Regions from separate parts of the Mus musculus genome. Here region 2 is linked to region 1. Evidence: chromatin loops called from intact Hi-C (ENCODE). Cell type or tissue: left cerebral cortex. All regions are shown on one strand. Each heading gives the region's core, and the rest is flanking DNA. Links, peaks and the distances in the headings are about the cores only.

What was found. Peaks named below come from ENCODE experiments on the same cell type or tissue, not always from the same donor. Only the 100,000 strongest peaks of a DNase experiment are listed, where the experiment ranks them.
Region 2: it touches region 1 in a loop (2.7-fold over the local background); 23 of 42 quality-filtered maps call a loop at or near these places.

Annotation. Positions count from the first base shown.
Region 1 is chr11:67,642,841-67,653,340 of GRCm38, reverse strand. Gas7 (growth arrest specific 7) reads right to left here. Exons shown (of 14, transcript NM_001109657.3): 4 at 9,975-10,060; 5 at 429-482. Among named protein-coding and RNA genes, the nearest start is that of Rcvrn, 47 kb to the left of the region's middle. In left cerebral cortex, for the core only: a CTCF peak has its summit at 5,364 (motif pointing right); DNase peaks (open chromatin) are centred at 4,455 and 5,382; H3K27ac peaks cover 1,887 bases.
Region 2 is chr11:67,509,488-67,519,987 of GRCm38, reverse strand. It overlaps a transcript of Gas7 not described here. Among named protein-coding and RNA genes, the nearest start is that of Gas7, 72 kb to the left of the region's middle. In left cerebral cortex, for the core only: a CTCF peak has its summit at 5,289 (motif pointing left); DNase peaks (open chromatin) are centred at 4,402, 4,451 and 5,298.

The DNA.
Region 1 (10,500 bases), core at 3,876-6,375:
ATGCTATTTGCAGGGAGCTCTCTCTTGCTTTTAACTTTGACATCTTCCAGAAGTTTCCCTGCAACAAAAGCAGCCCCGTGGTGGCTGTAATTTCCATGTCACATCTCTGCACACAGCACACTCCACCCCCTTCAACTCGCTCCCCCACAAGCACCTTCTCCTGCCCACCACACAGAAACAGCTTCTCCCTGGTTACAGCCTTCTGCCCTCCTCCACCCCTTCACCAGAAGAGTGCAAGTGAAATGGGAAACTGACAGAGGGAGGGAATGGGGGCAACTTCAGCTAAAATCCAAGATTTGGCTGCAACTTCTCTGTTTCCCAGTGAGCATCGATTCTGGTTGGCGATCCACGTTGCCATGGCAACAACCCCAGCTGTGGCCCAAAGCCCCAGCCCTGGAGCCCTCCCCGCCCACAGTGAGCCCACTTACGGTGATGGTGTTTTCCTTGCTCTGTTTCCTGCCTGGCGATGAGGATCCCAGGTTCTGGGGAGAGAGGTGAGACCCATCATCAAAGCTGTTCTCCATGTTGGACATTTTTTTCCCCATCCCCGTTGTTCCCCAGGTGGGTGGAGGGATTGGTTAAGAACCCTGAGGTGGGGAAGTTCAGGGGTGTCAGCCTGTCGTTAACTCCTGAGTCACCATATTCTGGGTTGGGGCAGGCAACAGCATCTTAGAGCCCAAGCTGCTCCAGAGTGCTCAGGCTCCAAGCAAAGTGGAGGAAGGCTGAACCCAGACTCCAGAGAGCCACAGCAAACCAGGTCTCCCTTCCTCTCCTTTCCAACTGGGATTTGGAGAGTTAACCCCTCCACTGCCCTCTGCTGGTAACCAGACCACGTTGCGGAAGCATGGGAGTGGAATGACAGGGGAGCAGAGAGTTAAGGCAGATTGTAGGCCACCTTCCCCGCCCTCCCCCAGGCACAGAGGACTCAGCACGTGACATCTCATTCTGAACGTGCCCCCATCCCCCCGAGTCCATAATGTCAGACGGTGAACGAACATGGGCTCTGCCCAGCCACCTTGGCAGTGTACCTGGAAGCCACAGTGACTTCCCATATGCACAGCATCCTTCTGGGTGCCTTTTATATACTGTCCCCATCGTCAGCAAGGAAACCAGAGTCCTAACTACCCGTGCACTCCTAGGTGACCGTCAGAGTCCCACAATTGTGTTGGTGGAGATGGCCAAGAACAGCCAGCTTAAAAAAAAAGGCACATTTAACACATGAGACTATTCAGTTCTGAGACTTTAGAAGTTGTGCTCAGGATTCAACTCCACAGCTCCCCAGACAGAACCCTGAGATGTCACTTGTCCTGGGTCTCACGAGGCCCTTGAACACAGCTCCCTTGAGGTACTGTGGATAACTACTCTGTGTGTTCTGGGGTTGGCATGGGTCCAAAGGTATGAAGGGCTTTACCATGGCGCCTCAGGGAAGCCAGATGATTCCACCCGTCCTCAAGCCACATGGTCTGGGACGCAGGCAAGGTGAACCCCTGGGGTGGGCTGTTCTGACCTCAGCAAGCCAGGCCAAAAAGAGCGCATCCTAGACATGTACAGACTTCCTGCCCTGATCTGACCAATAAAGAGCCTGTTCGTAGAAAACTCCCATCCTTAGCTCTCTTGCTGAAAAGTAGTCTCGAGGAGCATCCATTTCAGGGATGACTAACTTTGAGATGAAGGCCGTGGAACTGACTTCTTGGAACCTCAGGTTTTCCATCTGTAAAATGGACCGTTCTTACACTGCTCCAGTCAGTCCCAGGCCTGAGCGGCTGGCTGGAGACTTCACTGGAGGCACACTGACCTGACCAGCTTTCAGTCACTTTATCCAGTCACCTGTGCTTGTAGTAACTCCTCTGCCACCCTGACATGCTGTGGACCGACCTCAAGCTTGTGACCAACAATATCTTCTATATGTATTTCTAATCCACCGCTGTATCCAGCTGGCCTGGCCTGTACCCTTCCAAGCTACCATTGCCCTTCAGGGACATTCACTAGAAGTGCCCAGTACAGACGACAAGCAGAGGATGCACAACAAGAGCCCTGGGTGGCAGCTATCAAGAAGGAGCGGGAACAAGAGTCTCTCTGTGGTTCTTCCACACAGAGACACTGACCAAGCCCATACCTGCCAAGAAAGGGGCAGACCTGCCTCAGGGTTAGATTCTCTTCTTTGCAAGTCTCCCCGTCAGGGACCAATATTACACTGTTACTCTCCTTGTGTGCCTGATGTAGCCCAGGATTGGTGGTGGGCAGGAAGGGGACCAGTGGCGTTGGCCGGAGTCTATCTATGGCTGCTGTTGCTACCGTGGGTATAAAGGACCAGAAGGCAAGAAACCCTAGAGGAGTCACCCTCTGCTGGGGGGGGGGGGGTTGTTTGTTACTCTTCACCGATAGGAATGCAGAGTCCTAGAAACAGCTAATTCCAAAGACAGAGCGTCAGAGTCCTTTCTGTACCAGCAGGTGCAAGAGAACTCAAATACTGATGGAAATATGACAAAAGGTCAAAGGAACTGGTCTAAGATGACCCCCATAGTCCTCATGGGGGACCGCCTGAGCTCAATAGTAATAATGACCACAAGGGAGTCACTCCACAGCGGTCAGAGGGAACACACCATTCCGGGAGGATACCCATGACAATCTACATAGAGTTTACCACTCGGAAATCCCAGTGTCAAAGGGACTTCGGTTGTGATCCTCACTGATACTCAAGGCACAGAGTGGTTATGGTCAGGAGGCAGGACAGTCACAGTGTCACACTGGTGTCCCCTGGGCTACCCATCCATCAGAAAGGGAAACAAATGAAAAAAATCTGTAGTTATTACAGTGACCCAGGGCCTCCCCAACAGGGGGCAGACCTGCGACTGTGTGCCTCCCTGGAGATGCAACAGCCAGCAAGCAGCCAGCTCACCCCATACAGAACGCCTGTCAAACGACAAGCCTAGGTCCAAGCATGAGAAAGCAAACAGACTAAGAATGTAGGTTGGCCTACAAGACAAGGAACGACCTGGAGTCTTCAAAACAAGCTAGAAGTCAGTGTGAGGGCAGGCAAAAGAAAAGCCATGGGGCATCAGCCTAGACAAAGAGACTGGAGCAGACAAGGTGACAAAAGCGCCCGGCTCCTGGTATACAAGTCAGCAGTGGGAATCAAAGTTGAGCACACTCAACAGAGACATCAAAAACATCGGAGAGAAAGCAGTCAGCCAGTAAGAACTGCATAGAGCCGACCTGCTTGTAGATAAAGCACCATTTAAAAAAAAAGTCTGGAGTCAGAAAGTAGGCTAGTAGCAGCCCATGGCTTTGGGGGAGGCCTAGAGGGATGTGAATTCTCTACAATCCATTGTGATGCAAGATGCACACAAGGAGCACTCTAAAAACAACCAAGAATGCTTGGTGAGCACCACCCCCACTTCCCTCTTCCCTCCCTCCCCCTCCCTCTCTTTGCTTCCTGGGGATTGGATGTTGATCACTCCCCTTATAACCTACTGAGCTGTAGTCCCAGACTGTATTTTAAATGATGGAAGTGTATAATAATTAGTTGCATCTCAACACATGAGATGATGAGGTAGATAGACAGTCAGACAGACAAAGGAAGGAGAGAGAGAGAGAGAGAGAGAGAGAGAGAGAGAGAGAGAGAGAGAGAGGTGGACGGACAGACAATGATAGACAGGGCTAAAGAGGCAAAGTAATCAACGTTTTCATATCAAAAACTTGAATGGCTCTTGACCTGGGGAGAAAAGCTGGTATAAAAGGCATTTGGGGGACCATTAAAGAATTAGAATCTAGAATGCACATGATAGATAATATTATTGGACTTGTGTTTTTTTGGGGTACTGTAATGGTACTCTGATACCTTTTCCACTTGGTTTACAATTAGAAATACTTATATTTAGGGCATTAGTAACCTATGGTCTTAGGAGCTGAGGCAGTGCTCAGTACCAAAGTTACAGTTATGAAGTAGCAACAAAAATAAATGTGTGTTTGGGGGTTCCCAAGACCATTGGAAATATGTACTTTCCGAGGGTCACAACCCACAGGTTGGGAACCACTGATTTAGATCCATAAGTCAGGAGTTTTGCTGTAGGTACAGGTGGGGATGTCGAGGCAGGATGAGACCATTCATGAACCAACACTGGCCTAATGCCAGCGCTCACTGAAATGAGATGCTAGGTCCGTGGGTCCCTGTCACAGAAAGCCCTTGACTTTTGTAAGTTGACACAGTCCTACAACAGACACGTTTACATTTTGCCCTTTGCATATAATTCTGGAGAATTTTTTTTTCCTTCTGGATCCAGAGCTCACTACATAGCCCAGGCTATCCTTGGAGCAGAGACTCCATGCTCCTCCTGATCTGTGTACTGCTTGCCTAGTTCTCCTCCCGTTTGGCTGAACTGCTACTCCCACATCCTGGCTGTATCCCAGCATCTCTGCTGCCACAAAGAACACACACTACTGGCTAAGCTGTGAGCAACTCCATGACACGCAGGCGAGCAGCCCCTCCCCAGGGATCTCTTGAATCCTAGAGGAATAGGAAAAACCCTCTTCAGTTCCCAGCGCTGTTGGCACAAAACCGGGCTCCTTGTGATGGGCCATGCAGACCCCTCCTGCCGCATCTTTTGCCCTCCCACACCTGCCAATTCAGTAAGTCACAGCATGACACACACTTGATGTCTGTGGGTTCTTGGAAAGCTTCACCCTCCTTCTTGCCTCTAGGCATCTACATGCTGTGCCCTGGAAGACTGTTCACTAGCCCCCCCCCCCCATCTTTTTGTTAACCAACCCTCTGTGTAGCCTCTTCCACTCCTCCAGCCTAGCATCTTTTTTTTTTTTTTTTGGTTTTTCGAGACAGGGTTTCTCTGGATAGCCCTGGCTTTCCTGGAACTCACTCTGTGGACCAGGCTGGCCTTGAACTCAGAAATCCTCTGCCTCCCGAGAGTTCTTACCACTGATACAATTAAACAACTGTTTACCCATTGTCCTCCCCAGCTAGGGCTGAGCCTTTCCATACCTCAGAGCCTAGCAAAGACCTAAATACACGATGATTGGGTGTGCGTTACTAAAGCCAGGGGCCTGGGGAGGAACTGCAGAGACACAGCCTCTCAGCTCTTTCTCCACTTAAACTACCTTCTTCAACACACTCTGTAGGAGCCCCAGTGTCCCATCTTTCCTTTTGTGTCTTTTGGGGTAGTCAGGAAGCCAGACTGATGGAAGGATGGATTACAAAAAAGCCCAAGTAATGGTGGGCAGGAAGAGAAGGTGCAATCTAAGATCTGTTTCTTCTAAGGCTATTGGCCTTTGACTCCCGGGCTATCTCCCAACCAGGAAGGTGCCCTTTATCCAGGACACAGGCAGCAGCCGCCTTGATGTCTGCAGTACTGAAGTTTTCCACTGGGAGGCACCAGACCACCACCACCAGTGCCCATCCACCCAGCTCTCAAAAGACTGGGCAATGGAAAAAGCAGGACGCTCAGTCTGATAGGGACATTAGGTGTGCCTGCCCCTTCCTGCTACCTGTATGCCTTCCCATTTGCCCTCTCAAAGAGAGCGAAATCAATAAGGCTCTTCGCAAATCTGGGCTTGGCCATTGTGGCCTCAAATCCCACCTCTTCGATGGTTACGTGGCCCTTCATTCACTCATATTTAATCATTGTTCACAGGCACACACATGCTAGTGACCAAACCCTGAGCCTTGAACACACTAGGTAATTACTCCGCCGCTGAGCCACGTCTCAGTCTTAAGATATTATCAAGAACAATCGTGAGTTATGATTGGCAGCCCGGGATGGAGAGTAAATCTCCCTGTGTATTGAAGAATGCTGTGTGTGCTCAGGCATTGCCTGGGCCCTGCTGCCTTTTAAGGGAGACTCTCTCAACCTATTCATGGTTAGCTGGTAGAGCACTTTTGATAATTAGCCTCAGCAGTTCACACACTGGGCTTAAAAACCAGCGGCTTCCTCTTCAAATGTTGTCTGTTCATAGCCTGAAAGAATCCTAACGGATCTACTTTACAGTTCCGGATGCAGCGGGCAGATGCAGATTTACCTTTGCCACGTACCACACTGTTGACTTTTGTTTCTCTGAGGAGGTCTTACTTCAGGGTTATCATCCAAAACGAATGTTATGCTAACCTGCCTGTGTGTTGTAGCCACTGTCTACCAACCTGGGGCTCAGAGCTGGCCTTCCCTGGAAACCCAGTACCACACATCCCTTATCAACTATGTGTGTTCATGTGCGTGTATTGGTTTGTGTGCATGCATGTGTACATGTATGTATGTGTATGTGTGTATGATGTATGTATGTATGTGGTGTGTAGCATCTGTGTGTGGTATGTGCATGTATAGTGTTTTATGTATGTGGTGTATATGTGGTGTGTATATGTGTGTGGTGTGTGTGTAGTGTTTTTATGTGGTGTGTGTGGTGTATGTATGTGGTGTATATATGTGGTATGTGTGGTGTATGTACGTGGTATGTATGGTGTGTGGTATATGTATATAGTGTATATGTGTGGTATGTGTGATGTGTGTGTGTGTGGTATGTGATATGTGGTGTGTATGTGTGGTGTGTATGTGTGTGTGTATGTGGTGTGTAATATGTGTGTAGTGTGTGTGGTGTTGTGTGTGTGTGTATGTGTAGTGTGTGTGGTGTTGTGTGTGTGGGGTGTGTGTGTGTGGTATGATATGTGTGGTGTGTGTGTGTAGTATGTGTGGAGTTGTGTGTGTGTGTATGTGTGTGTGTGTGTGATATATCTATGCACACGCATATATGTGAGCACACACAAGGTGTGGCAGAGGTCAGTCCCAATCACTCTCTTCTTCATTCCCGAGACAGCGTCTGCCATTGCCCTAGAGTTCACCACGGGCACTACGCTGGCTGACCAGTGTAGCCCGCTGATCCTCCTGTCTCCACTTCCCCAGCTCTGGGACTACAGATCACCACCATGGCCTGACTTCTATGTGGGGGCTGGAAATTGGACCCGGGGCCTCAGGCTTGTGCAATCAGCACTTCATAGCCTAAGCTATCTCTCCAGCAGCCGCATCCTATTTTCTTAAATAAAAAAGTATATCTGTCTTTTATAGAAAGTGAAATGTGTTGATTTTTAGAAAACTTGAAGAAAGTAAAATTACTTTCAGTCTCTGATCATGCTTTTACAACCTTAACGAGATTCATATTTTCAAACTAGGTAATTCCTTGTTGTAGGAGCCATTCTGCATTGCACAACAGTGGGTGACATCCCTTGCATCTTCCACATGCACCAACATCCCCTCTTTGGTGGTAACACTCAAAATCAGAGATGCCACCAAATGTCTCCAATGCAGAAACTCAGTCTGAGGTGCAGCTAGGTCACCACAGATGATCTGGTCATCTTTCTTCTCATAAACACAGCTTTCTTTCTTCTAAATAAAACTGAATACCCTATATTTGCACACACGCACACACACACATGCATACACACACATATACACGCAAGCACAAACACATGCAAACACATGCACACACACATTGCACACACATGCATACACACACATAAATGGATGCTCATACCTGTGGATGCTCTCTCTCTCTCTCTCTCTCTCTCTCTCTCTCTCTCTCTCACACACACACACACACACACACACACATGCATGAGTACAGGTGTTCATGGAAGTGAGCAGAGGGTGTCATCCCTTGGAGCTAGAGTTCTGGCTGTTGTGAGCTGCCTGATGTGGGTGCTTGGAATTGAACTTGTGAGACCCCAGCTTAAAGTGTTTCTCCCAGGAAGGTAAAGCCCCTGGACGTTCCCCAAGCTTGTCTTCCCTGATCTCTAAAAATACAGCCAGAAAGAAACTCTTTGTTCTCTATAGCCAGCAAAAAGCCTTTTTGTTTCTATACTTTACAACCAGGGATGCCTGCCTTCCTGTGCCGAGGACACAGAGATAAAAATTCAGAAAGAACTCACTCCCCACTCCTGCCTTGTAAATTTCACCAAGGACACCTGGAAGAGAAGAACTTTCCTCCCGACTCCTCCCACCTCTTCCCAACTCCTTCCAACTCTCCTCCCAACTCCTCCCAATTCCTCAGCTAGCTGTTAAAAGCCCCCAACTGTCACCACTTGGGGTCGAACTCCCCTGCCCTGCATGGCTAGCTGATAATAAAACCTCTTGCAGTTTGCATCAGGTGTGGTTTTCTCTCGGGTCACTGGGGTGCTGGCCAGCTCATCCCGGGACTTGAGCGGAGGCCCAGCTTCGGGGGTCTTACAAACTCACATCCTCGGGAAGAACAGTATACTCTTAACCCTTGGGCCCTATCTTCAGCTCTCCCATGTGATTTAAGTTAGAAGCATTTTCTTAGTCATTACATTTTCTTCGGGAGGATGCTTTTTTAATGGCTGTGTATGTAATATCACCAACTGGCTAGATGCCCAGCACTGGAAGGCATTTTACCCACCCTTTGTTGTTGGATGGTTAGATCAGTCCATTGTTCTGGAGGTACAAATCATGCTTGTATGAATGACCTTACATGTAAGTCAGAATCCCTGAGTATATTCCAAGAACAGATACAATAGGAGACATTCCTCTGTCCAAGGCATACAGCACTCTGATAAATCAGCTTCCGGATTCTAAGCTGCCCCGGCAGCAAGCATGCTTTAAATGGCTGAGTGGGAGCTTCACAGTACTCCTGACCACCAGGGCAGTCACATTCCAGTGGGAAGGAAAGAATGGGGAGCTGTTTCCAGTGTCCTTCCTCATGGTGCTGGGGAGGCAGCATGGCTTTGCTGTTGTTCAATGGCAGCTCTGCGTAGCGTTAACTAAGCCTTGATCCCCACTCTCCAGACATGGTCTCCAGTAGCAGCACCACTGGCATCTGGGTGCTGGCTGGGAATGCACCCCGCTCATGAGAGGTAGGAGACTTCAAAGACCTGTCTCTCGCAGAGCCTCAAGGTCTCCACCACAGTTTACTGAGCCTGAGTCCAACCAATGCTTGGTCCTCTGAGAGGACAACTTACTAAGTTTCCAAACTCAACAGCCTTGGCTGCATTGGAGTGGGTGTCATACCTTAGCTGATGGCACTCACAGAGCTCAGGGTCTTTCCCTCAGCAATATTAACACCATGGTCATCAGTCATCACCATCACCATCAGCTATCCCTGTAGGCTGGCAATGTTGATACCAAAGAAAGTATGACAGGGCATAAAATGGAGGCTTCCTTAAGAAGCTCTTCTTAATACTCTGTGAGGAGAACACCTCAATACATACATGGTCTCGATCTCTCTCTCTCTCTCTCTCTCTCTCTCTCTCTCTCTCTCTCTCACACACACACACACACACACACACACACACACACACACACTTAGATGTAGCATCTTGCAGATAAGGAAAACGATGGACATTTCAGTGGGTCCACCACGACCCTTGACTCAATCTGATGAGCTTGCTCTGTGGTCCCATGCTCTGGACACCCATCTCATGATGTCACACGAAACAGCAGTTTGTCAATTTTAAAATAAATTCCCAGCTGGGAGTGGTGGTGCATGCCTGTGATCCCAGCCCTTGGGAGCTGGAGGCAGGAGGATCAAAAACTAGGGGCAACCTAGGTTACATAAGACCCTGTCACAAAAATGATTTTATGCTAGGTTAGAATGAGATGGTCACATTCCTAAATTCCATTCCAGGTGACTGAGGATGGGCACAGCAGAGGACTTCAAGGACAACAGTTGGCTGGCTCACACGCCTAACCTGCCAGAAAACCTGGACACTATTGGATATGTGGGTAGCAGAGTGGATCTCTCTGCCCTGACAACTATAATCAGTATCTCCCGATCCAAATTACCTCCAATTTTTAGAAAACCAACGAACTGCAATCCTGCAAGCCATCTATCATTAGGAACTGTTAGGACAGCCCAGAGATTCTTTCCACTAATAGCAGAAAAGGGCCATTGTCCCTGACCCCCAAGTCCATCTTCCCTGAGCTAGGTACTCAGCTGCCCTACCTCCCTTGGCAGCCCCTTACCTGGGAATCACCGGTGGATTTTCGGAGACTCATGTGGGCAGTCTCTGGAGGGTGCGCCGGGGTCCCTGATGCGTGGTATCCATTCACTGTGGGGACAGAGACACAGCTCAGATGCTGCGGGGGCCACAGACAGGCACCCTCGGCTTCTGGCCACAGCAGCCCTCTTTCTCCCTCCTCATCCCAGGGTTGCAAGAGGTCTCATGTGGCAGGGCCATCTATTGGTATCCGGTCTGCAGCTAAGAGCTAGGAATGAATGGAGAATGTCTCTAGTTTCTGGCAGCCAGTGTACTGAGCTCCCTGGGGACTGGCTTCCTTCTCAGGAGCATGATCAGCAGAAGCGGAGGTCATCAGAGCCCAGCTGCCATCACAGGTGCTGACAAGGGGCCTGTCTCTTTCTCCTGAGTCAGGTGGCTCCTCCACCATCTCCTGAGTCCTCATCCCCTCTCTGGAGGAGTTCTCCACCCCCAGTCTCTGAATGCTCGCCTGTAAGTAAGGGTGAAGATCCGTTTCCAAAAATCTCAGAGAT
Region 2 (10,500 bases), core at 4,126-6,625, 130 kb after region 1:
CCAGAAGGGGCTGGTGCAGTCCATCTGGGAAATGCACTTTGAGAAGCAAATGCTATGAGGTCTTAAGGCTTGAGCGCGTGCTAAAGACTACCTGGGATGACCCTGCGGAGAACCAAGGATCACTGCAGGAATGCGATCTGTTTTTCTGTTGTTGTCTGGTTTGCCTTGAGCTTGTTGGGCTAGAGATCAAACCCAGACAGTCTCATGTACACTAAGCAAACATACTACCATTGAACCATACCGCCAGCCCCACTCTGAGCTCTTGCCTGATTAATAGCACCTTGAGATTTTGGTATCTGGAAGACTCTCAGATGTTCCACATCCTCAGACCCAGGCAGGGCTAAAGGTGGAGGCCCCAGGACTTTGTTTATCACATTTGCCTTTTCTAATCTCCACAGAGTCCTGCACCATCCTCTGAGGTTACACTAAAAGGCTTTAGGGGTCCCCAGCTACTTAGCAGCCTTTACTACCCAGACTCCAGATTTTGCTAATGTATGCTACCCTTCTCAAGCATGTTTCCCTTCCACCCTTCCAGAAGCATGGCTAAACCCTGGGTTCATCAAAGCTGGTAACAGGAGGGACACTGCAGAGCCCTGGACCAGATACTATAGAGACAAGTTCCTCCATCCTGGGCAGAGCCTGGTCATGGTGGGTTCCTGGGGCCTGCACAGGCATATACACTGAACCCACTGTCCTAACCACACAATGCACAAGAGTCCAGCAGGGCAGGCAGCCAGGGCCCACTCATGCCAGTACCATCTGGGAGCCCTTGCCAGGCCTCGAAGGGCCGGCTGAAGAAGCTGGACTCTGTCCTGGGGCACAGTTGGGCTCTATTCTTATGTCAAGGGGGGAATGTGTGACTCTCCTTGGCGTGAATGGGGGCCCCTGGTAAGGCGGAGGAGGAAACAGAGCCATCACTGTGCCCCAAGAGGGCTCCCCACGCGGCTCCCGGCTCCAACCAGCCCCTCGTGGTGGGGCCTTGCACAAGCCTCCAACAAGAAAAGGCCAAGCTAAAGGCAGAAAGAGAAATGGACGGTCCACAGCCCAGTACAGGAATCCCAGATCCTACGGCCAGACCTGAATCAGAAAGGCTGGACCAGAAACTTGCACCCAGGCACTCAATGAGACCTAGAAGGGTAGGGTTCCAAGGGACAGTACAGCATCCATTACACACTGCCCTGCCTGTTGCTAACATGGGTGCATCCAAAGACTCAGTCCTGTAGGGTGGAACACAGCTCATGCTAAGAGTAGGTAGCACACACTAGCAGAAGCTAGTATGGAAGGCTGCTGAGAAGCCAGGGACCCTGACAGCCTTTTCCTGCACTCCTCCCCAAAGGCTCCCAGATTTCTAATGCATGTCATACATGAGCATAAGTCCCCACGGGCAGGGACTGTGTCTCCTGCCTCCCATCGCGTCCCTTCTACAGGTGGGAACAGCATCACTAAATGTCTGTGGTCTGAAAGAGCCTGTCTTGACGAGCAAACAAGGTATCAGGCGTTGTAACAGACCACAGCTTGGCCTGACCTTTCTAGAGAGCAGCAGGGCAATGTTGGTACATCCACTTACGGGAACCTCAGGCAGAAAGACAGACAACGGCACGGAGAATGTCGTTTCTGTTGATTTTAATGGAAAAAAGAATTTTAAAAAGGAAGCAACCTCAGTATATATTGCTAGGGGGATTTAAGTAGTAATTTGTTGAAATATGAATAAGTAGTAAACATTTGAAGCAGCTGAAAATTCATTTGTTGATAGAAATATACTCCCCTCCCCATCCGCCCTAACCATCTACAAAGTCTCTCTCTGTAGCCCAGGCTGGCTCAAACCTATGATTTTCCTGCCTTGATCTCCTAAGGATTACAGATGTGTGTCACCACACACCTAGTTTGATATAAATATGCTTAAAGAATATTGATAAGGAAATGGAGAGGTAGATGGCTCAGCAGTCAAGAGCACTGGCTGCTTTTCCAGAAGACCTGGGTTCAGTTCCCAGTATCTATGGGATACACAGTAGTCTGTAACTTCCATTACAAGGGCTCAGACGCCCTCTTCTGGCATCTGTGAGTACTGCACACACAAGGTACAGATAAATGTCTAGGCAAAAAATAAGCAAATCTTTTAAAAATAAACATTTAAAATGAATGTTAAGTTGAAAAGCATGTTGCACAGTGGTGTGTATATTAAGAGAGGGAGAAAGCAGAAGACTGAAAAGGGGGGAGGTGAACTGCGAGGCAGTGGAGGAGTGGGGAGGCCTGGGCGGTACTGGGAATGAGGACAGGGAGTAAGGAGGCCAACTGAGCGGGGAGCCCATGAAGGCGTTTGACTAAGTCCCATGGCCTCCCCCTGGATTAGCCTTAAAGAACTGTGAAAACATCCGGAAAATATTTAGCTAGTAAATCTCTCAGCAGCCCCTCCACCCTGTTTTGTTTATTAACACTTTCCTTCACTCTCAGCCCTCACACGCCCAGTCCTGTCACAGGCTCAGGAACCCACAGAACTAGAGACAACCAGATAGGGTCGTACTGGATGAGCTCAGTCTGTGGTGGGTGCAGCGCCCATCAGGGCCAACCTCTCCTCTCATCTCAGAGCAGCCTCTGAATATGCAGGGTCTGGATGGCGGTGCTGTTCCAATTGCTTAAACATCTCATAGCCATCATGGAAAGACCCAGGGTCTCAGGAAAAAGCAAGAGTTAAAGGGCCTTTTGGGAGGAAGAGGAGAAGCCACTCTGCAGATTGTGTGGTAGGGCGAGTCTTTCCTCCAACGGCTCCCTTCTTCAGGAACTCCTTGGAGATCTCAGAGTGGACACACTTGAATATTGCATGACTGGAGGAGTATGTGAGGGAGAGTACTCACATGTGCACAAGTGTTGGGTACACACACACACACACACACACACACACACACACACACATACACACTGAATATCTCATGTTGCTGAGAAATCTCCAAAATTCAGGGAAGCAACTGCCCTGTTTGGGAGTTGAGCCAATCCCAATGTGATGAGAAAAGGAATATACCGTAAAACTAACAGGCTATGATTCTAGTTTCCACAAATAGCAGGACAGCCACACAATAGGTTATGAGTTCAAATCCCAGCTCTGGTACTTGAGCTATATGACCTTCTATAGTCTATTTCCTCACTTGGAGAATCCTGTATAGTTGCAGGGAGACAGTGCTAGGAAATTGGAACCTATAACCCCAGGAGTGAGTGCAGATTACGTAATAGATTTTCCACTAATTTTTTATGTGCTTAGGATTTAATTTTTAATCTATTAAGACTAAAACCTAAAGGCTGGACAGATGCAGCCCTCTGGAGCAAGTGTGTTGATTTGAACTGACTGGCTACATTTCAAAACTGGGAAATTTCAAGATTCCAGTCTGGCACACGTTTTTGAAAACTGTCTAGCACTGTTTGGAATGATACCCAGTTCCTGGGGTCTTAGGTGCCTGCTAGGCCCTGGCACTTGCCCCTTTAACCCACTCAAGATGATTTAACTTTCTGGGGTGGTCAGCATCAGCTTTGCTCTAAACGATAAAGATAATAAGAGAGTGATTTGGGGAACCCTAAAGGAGACTCACCGGTAACCCCATCAGCCCCTCTTCAAATGCCCACCAACTTGTCTTGGAGTCCCTTGATTTCCAGGCACTACTGTGCCTCTCTCTTACATACAGCCTGCTGCATGAACCTGAGTCCAACATAGACAAGCAGGCATGGCTGCAGCTATGCTGGCCAGTATCAGAACCATGTGCTTTTTGGACTGGTCTCACAGGCTGAGCGATTCCACAGAAGGCTCAGTTTTTCTCTGCCCTGATGGATGTCAGCATTCAAATCCCACCCAGCAACCCTGAAGGATTCTAGGTGTGCACTCCCCAAGGGACACACTCTGGGCACAGGGTGGAAATGCACGAATGCCCTTTGAGAACTTTGATCTTGTTGACATGAACTTGAACCAGGTTAATAAGGGTTAGTGTGGGTTTTCTCTGGATTCTAGGGTAACGATGAGAAAGCAGAGGTACTAGGTTTCCTTCCAAGAAGCAAACTGAAGGAGGTCTAGCCCTTGAATTCTCAAGCCTGGGCCAGTTCCCAGCAGGCTGTGTGTAACACGCTGTTACCTCTTAACCTCTTCCCCCTTCCCCCCTCCCACCCCTTCAGCTCCTCCCTGCAGATGCTGATTCAACAGTAGAACCCTCACAGAGATCTGAGCAAATTCCATGACCACCTCTTGGGCCACATAAGTTCTCTGCAGAGTACAGGCAAACACTGAGTCAGACATGTAAACATCTGGGGCTTAACTAAATCTTCTGCTCTCTGGGTCAGTTGGGTGGACTCTGAACTGGACCAGTGAAAGATTCAGGTCCAGTTTCCAGGGAACCTGGCCAGGTCTGGGACTCAGGTCCTTGACCCAGTCTTGGACCAGGCTGAGTCATAGAAGAAGCCAAGGCGGTTGGTGCAGCCTCACAGCCCACACCAACAGTCCCCGGGGCTGCTCCACACCCAGCCCACACGTGGGAGGCACAGGCCAAGATGCTTCAGGACTCCATTCTGTGGTGGAGGAAACAGTTCCCTAATCCCTTCCTAAATCAAGTCCTTGCCCAGAGTCCAGAGGCCACTGCTTGCTCTGCTGGGATGTTCCTGTGCTGACCTCCTGCTGTGGGAAGTCCTGAGTCAAGGGGGTAGGAGGACAGGGAAGAGGTAGCCAGGGGACACACAATTCCTTGCATGTCCCGTCCCAGGGCCAGAGCACCCAGACTTGATTATCTCAGCTTTGATTTTTCATCCCACACCCCATGGAATTCCAGAGCCAGCTGAAGCCAAAGGCCTCCCCCTTCCCCTTCACTGAGCCAGAAAGCAAAACATGGTGTCTCCCTGCTTATATTTAATTTACAACACTTGTTCTTTGCCTGCATGCAGGGTTAATAAAAAAATGTGAAGGCCTTTTTCTAAAAATCCCAAGCAGAGTGATATTGTAAACGGAAATGATGCTTGATTGATTCCTCCCTGCAGGTCAGCAGCTTTATCTGTCATCCTTTGATTTAAAAATACACAGGCACGGAAGTGTTAGCTTTAAAGCAGAGACCATTCATTAGGGAAAGGATAGTGTCACCAGCAAAGGATGCTGGGACAATAGGTATCTGCATGCAAAACAATGGAGCTAGACCCATTCCTCACACCATTAGGCTCAAAACCCTAAGTGGCAGAGCTAAAACTATAAAATTCTCTAAAGGGGCTAGAAAAATGGCCCAAATGTTAGCAGCACTTGCTGCTCTCTAAGTCCAGCCCCGGAGGACCCAATGCCCTCTACTGGTTTCTGCAGGCAATAGCATTCAGATGTACACAGACAGACAGGCAGACAGACAGGCAGACTGAGAGGCAGGCAGGCACGCAAGCGCGCGCGCGCACACACACACACACACACACACACACACTCACAAGCAGGCACACGTGCCTGCATGCCCTAGAAGAAAATGCAGGCAAAAGTCTTTATGACCAGGATTAAGCAATAGTTTCTCAGGACAACAGAAGTAGAATGGAACAAAGCCAATCAACTTTCACCTAACTTAATAACCTTTATGCTCTAAAGGACAAAAGGGAAAAGAAAAGTTTCATAGAGCATATATCTGACAAAAGTATCTTCTTAAAAAAAAAAAGATTTATTGTGGGGCTGGTGAGATGGCTCAGTGGGTAAGAGCACTGACTGCTCTTCCGAAGGTCTTGAGTTCAATTCCCAGCAACCACATGGTGGCTCACAGTCATCTGTAATGGACATCTGATGCCCTCTTCTGGTGTGTCTGAAAACAGTGACAGTATACTCACATACATGAAATAAATAAATAAATCTTTTAAAGATTTATTTTATTTTTATATGTATGGGTGCTTTACCTGCATGTATGTCTGTGTACTCTGTTTGTGCTTGGTACCTATGGAGGTCAGAGAGAGTGTCAGATCTCCTAGAAGTGACATTACAGACAGTGGAGACCCACCCTGTGGGTGCTGGGAAGCAAGCTTATGTCCTTTATAGGAGCAGAAGATGTTTTTAACTGCCAAGCCATCTCTCTGCCCCTCTGAAAAATGACTTTTATCTTCAGTATATAAAGATTACTTACAACTCAATTCTGAAGACATTCATTTTTTTTTTAACCCAAATTTTACAAATTGGCAAAAGCATGCCTGTCATGCTTTAACCCCAACACTCAGGAGTCAGAAGCAGGTGGATCTTCATGAGTTCAAGGCCAGCATGATCTACACAATAAGTTTCAGGTCAGCTAGCAATACATAGTGAGACCCTGTCTCAAAAGAGGGAGGGGGGAGATAGACTCACTAGGTTCCTTGATATAGACATTATTTGGAGCTGGAGAGGTGGCTCAGCAATTGCCCCTCTAGAGGACATGGGTTTGATCATCTCAGCAGTTCACAACCACCTGTAACTCCAGTTCCAAAGGATCCATGTCTTCTTCTGGCCTCCTTAGACACCAACCCCTCCCCCCACAACACACACACAGCAGACAGACAGACAGACAGACAGACAGATAGATGAACAAGCAAATCAATGAATGAATAAAGAAATATTTTTATTGGCAAAGGCTCTGAATAGAACTTTTTTGAAGGAAGACATGTGAATGTCCAACAAGCCCGTAAGATAATACCCATCACCATGAGTCTTCGTGGGAAAGCAAAACCAAAATGGATGACATGCCACACCCACTAGCAACAGCAATGGTGAAGAAACACAGATAATAACAAATATTGGCAAGGCTGTGGAGGAGTTGGAAGCCTCCTAGACCCCTGCTGTGGATATCAAATGGTACAGCGGTCTTGGAAAGCAGCCTGGCAAGTCCTCACAGGTTACACACCCTTACCATATGATCCAGCAGTTCCACTCCAGGTATTTGTCTAAGAGGATTGAAAGCATATGTCCACAGCTGTGTCATTCCTAAAGGCCAAAAAGTAGAGATGACCCAATAAACGCATCAACTGATGAGTGATTAGACGGAATGCAGCCTAGACACCCCAACTGGAACATCATTCAGAAGTCAAAGGGAATGAAATCCTAACACAGAGAGATAAACCTGAAGCATACAGAAAGCACACACACACACACACACACACACACACACACACGTGGTGAGTGTGCTCTGAGGTGGTTAGGGACATGGGGAAAAACTGCTAAGGAGCACAATTTCTTTTTATTTCTTATGATTTATTTGTTTGTTTGTTTGTTTATTGGTGTGTATGACAGAGAGAGACAGAGACAGAGACAGAGACAGAGACAGAGACAGAGACAGAGGGAGGAGCGAGAATCAACACTCCCCACTCACATCTTGCAGTCCGACCCCTCACAAAAGCCCAAGCAGCCAGTGCAGTAAACTACCTGCTTCCAAGCAGCCTTTCCAGAGTCTTGGTTCAGGTGCCAGAGTCCCTGACTTCTTCCCTTTCAAGACAACAACAGAATTCCTGGCCTTGGACCACAGCTACTCTCAGGTGCAGGAGGCTGGCTGCTGTAGCTCTGGCTCCTGCTGATACCACATGGTAAGAACTTCACACTTAGGCACCCTTGTTTTGCTTTTGGTTTGTGTACTTCTGGTTTTGGTTTGAGACAGGATCTTGCTATGTAGCCCAAGGCTGGCCTGCAAGTCTCTGCCTCGGCTTAGTAGGGGCTGAGATCACAGCTGTTTGCCCCCACACCAGGCTCTGACTTTAATTAATTAATTAGTTAATTAATTAATTAAGTTAACTAACTAATTAATTAATTGCTAGCTGAGTCTCTAAAAATGAGTACGGCCTTTATTTTTAACATCTGGCAACACCTCTGATCCTTCTCTTCCACCCTGACCCTCAGGTTTAGCAGCAGCCTTTCTCCAAATCCTCTCCCACGGTCTCCCCAGAGGACTCCAAGTGTCTCTCAAGCTCCCGTGACTAAGATCCCTCCAAAAGCCAGCGTCTCGTCTACACATGCTTCCCTAGAGAAAAGTGCTTTCTGTCTTCCACTCCCCGAAATGTTACACTTTTGTTTAAAAGTTAAAATTGTTTGTACACATCCAGACAGCATGGTGTTCTGAATTTCATGCACATTGTGGAATCGCTTCATGGAGTAAACATATATGACATCAGATGTTTATGTTCATGGAGTAAACATATATGACATCAGATGTTTATGTTCATGGAGTAAACATATATGACATCAGATGTTTATGACTTGTGGGAAGAGCACAAGATTTATCCCTGTCAATTTTCAAGATATTCTTGTGACCTCTGAACACCATGTTATTCAACTGCTCTCCTTAATTTACTCCTCCTGTTAGCTTAAGTTTTGTATCCTTAGATTACTACCTGCCTAACTCCCTAGTACAGTCACCCGAGTCATCAGTACCTGCCATTCTGTTCTCTGCTTTGTTCGACATTAGATTCTGCATGGGACTAATATCGTGATGGGTATGTCTTCGTGTGCCTGGTTTATGTTGCTGGGTTGTTGTAAATGACAGGACTGTCTTCCTTCTTTTTTAAGGTTGAATAATTAATTCATCAGTAGGCACTAAGGTTGTTTCCATATGTTTCCATGTGTTGATGACCATAGAGGTGTAGGTGTCTCTTCAACACAGATTCCTTTTCCTCTGGACACTGTTTTAGTGAGGGTTTTATTGCTGTGAAGAATCACCATGACCAATGCAACTCTTATAAAGAAACTCATTAAATTGGCACTAGCTTACAGTTTAAGAAGTTTAGTTTATTATCCTCATGGTGGGAGTCATGGTGGTATCCAAGCAGACAAAGTACTGGTGAAGGAGCTGAGAGTTCCATATCTTGAGCCACATGCAAGAGGAGACTGCCCCACTAAGCCTAGCTTGAGCATATGAGATCTCAAAGTTCAACTCTACAGTGACACACTTCCTCCAACAAGGCCACACCTACTCCAGCAAGGCCACACCTCCTAATAAGCCACTCCCTATGGGTCAAACATTCAAACACGTGAGTCTGTGGAGTCCATTCTTATTCAAACCACCACAGACACTTATCCAGTGAGTGCTGTAAAGCTGTGCTACCTACCTTACGCCCTACACACTGTGTGCTAGGATTCCCTCTTCTCCAATATTACCGTACTTTGTTCTTCCTGAGTCTGTCCTTCTAGATCGCAGCAACTCTGTCATTCTGCCCACTCCTGACTTGATTCTCTACCACCAAGGCCATGGCCTGAGCTAGCTCAAGAGATTTCTCCTAGTAACACCACAGTGCTGAGCTAACCCTGCTGAGGTACTTACTCTGCTGGTCTATACTTGTTTAAGCATCTCATCTCATTACTGTTGACTTTACTGTGTGTCTTACCCTCCCCTGTGGTGGGAACTGGCTGGGCAAGCAGACACCCAACCTTCTTTTTCATTTTTAAGCACGCAGAGATCGGAACCTCATCTGAGCTTTGTGTTCAGCGAACCCACAAGACACCCCAGCCTCAGAAATGAGGGATTGAATGATGTAGTCTCAGTCTACTACCTGAATGTATAAACGCTGGGAAAGGAAGAAGTTCCCAGTGGAAGTGCCCAGTGTGGGAGCTATACCTGCAATCCCAGAATGCTGTGGGCTGACGCTGAAGGATTGAGAGTTTAAGGACACCTTGAGCTACATAGTGTATTCTAGGCTAGGGACAACTCAATGGTGAGGCCCTGTCTTACCAGCACTTGGGAGGTAGAGGCAGGTGGATTTCTGAGTTTGAGGCCAGCCTGGTCTACAAAGTGAGCTCCGGGACAGCCAGGGCTACACAGAGAAACCCTGTCTGGAAAAAACAAAAAAAGAAAAAAGAAAAAATGAAGAAAACAAACAAAACAAACAAACAAACAAATAAACAAAAGACCCAACCAACCAACCAACCAAACCAAAGAAGGAGAAAGATGATGAGGAAGATAAGACTGTGACAAAGAAAGGGAGGAGAAAATCCACAGAAGAAGCTATGAAGGACCAGTCAGGAAAAGACAGTGAGGGACAGTGAAGTTGGTACTATTGAGAAGAGAAGAGATGTCTCCTCAGTTCAGAGTTGTGGGGGAGGGGCAAGTTTAAAGAGCTAGGCATAAATTAGCAAGATGGCTGCCAGGGCTGAGAGGAGGCTCAAGCCAATACCACAAAGGGCTGTCTAAGGAGAAATAGAAACACTCAGGAGAGACAAATGCCTCCCAATGCTGTATCTGGCTTTTATTAATTAATCACAATGTTGTCCATGGTGAGTGAGTGTCCTATGACCAACTGTGGCAATGGCAGCCAATTCACTGGCTCATCTTTCCTCCTATCTGACTGTTCCACATCCAGAGGTCACACTGAGAGTGTCTGAGTCTCAGGATGGAATTCCCCTGGGGCCACCAAACCCTTCAGTTAATTTCATTCCCCAGTCCAGAACTTTGGGAAGTTGCTGATTCAGCACAATGGTGTTGGGGGGGGGGGGGACTCGGCATGATTCCCAGGCTGAAAAGCAAGGCAGGGGATGTTTTCATCTCACAGGGAAAATCACATGCCCATCTC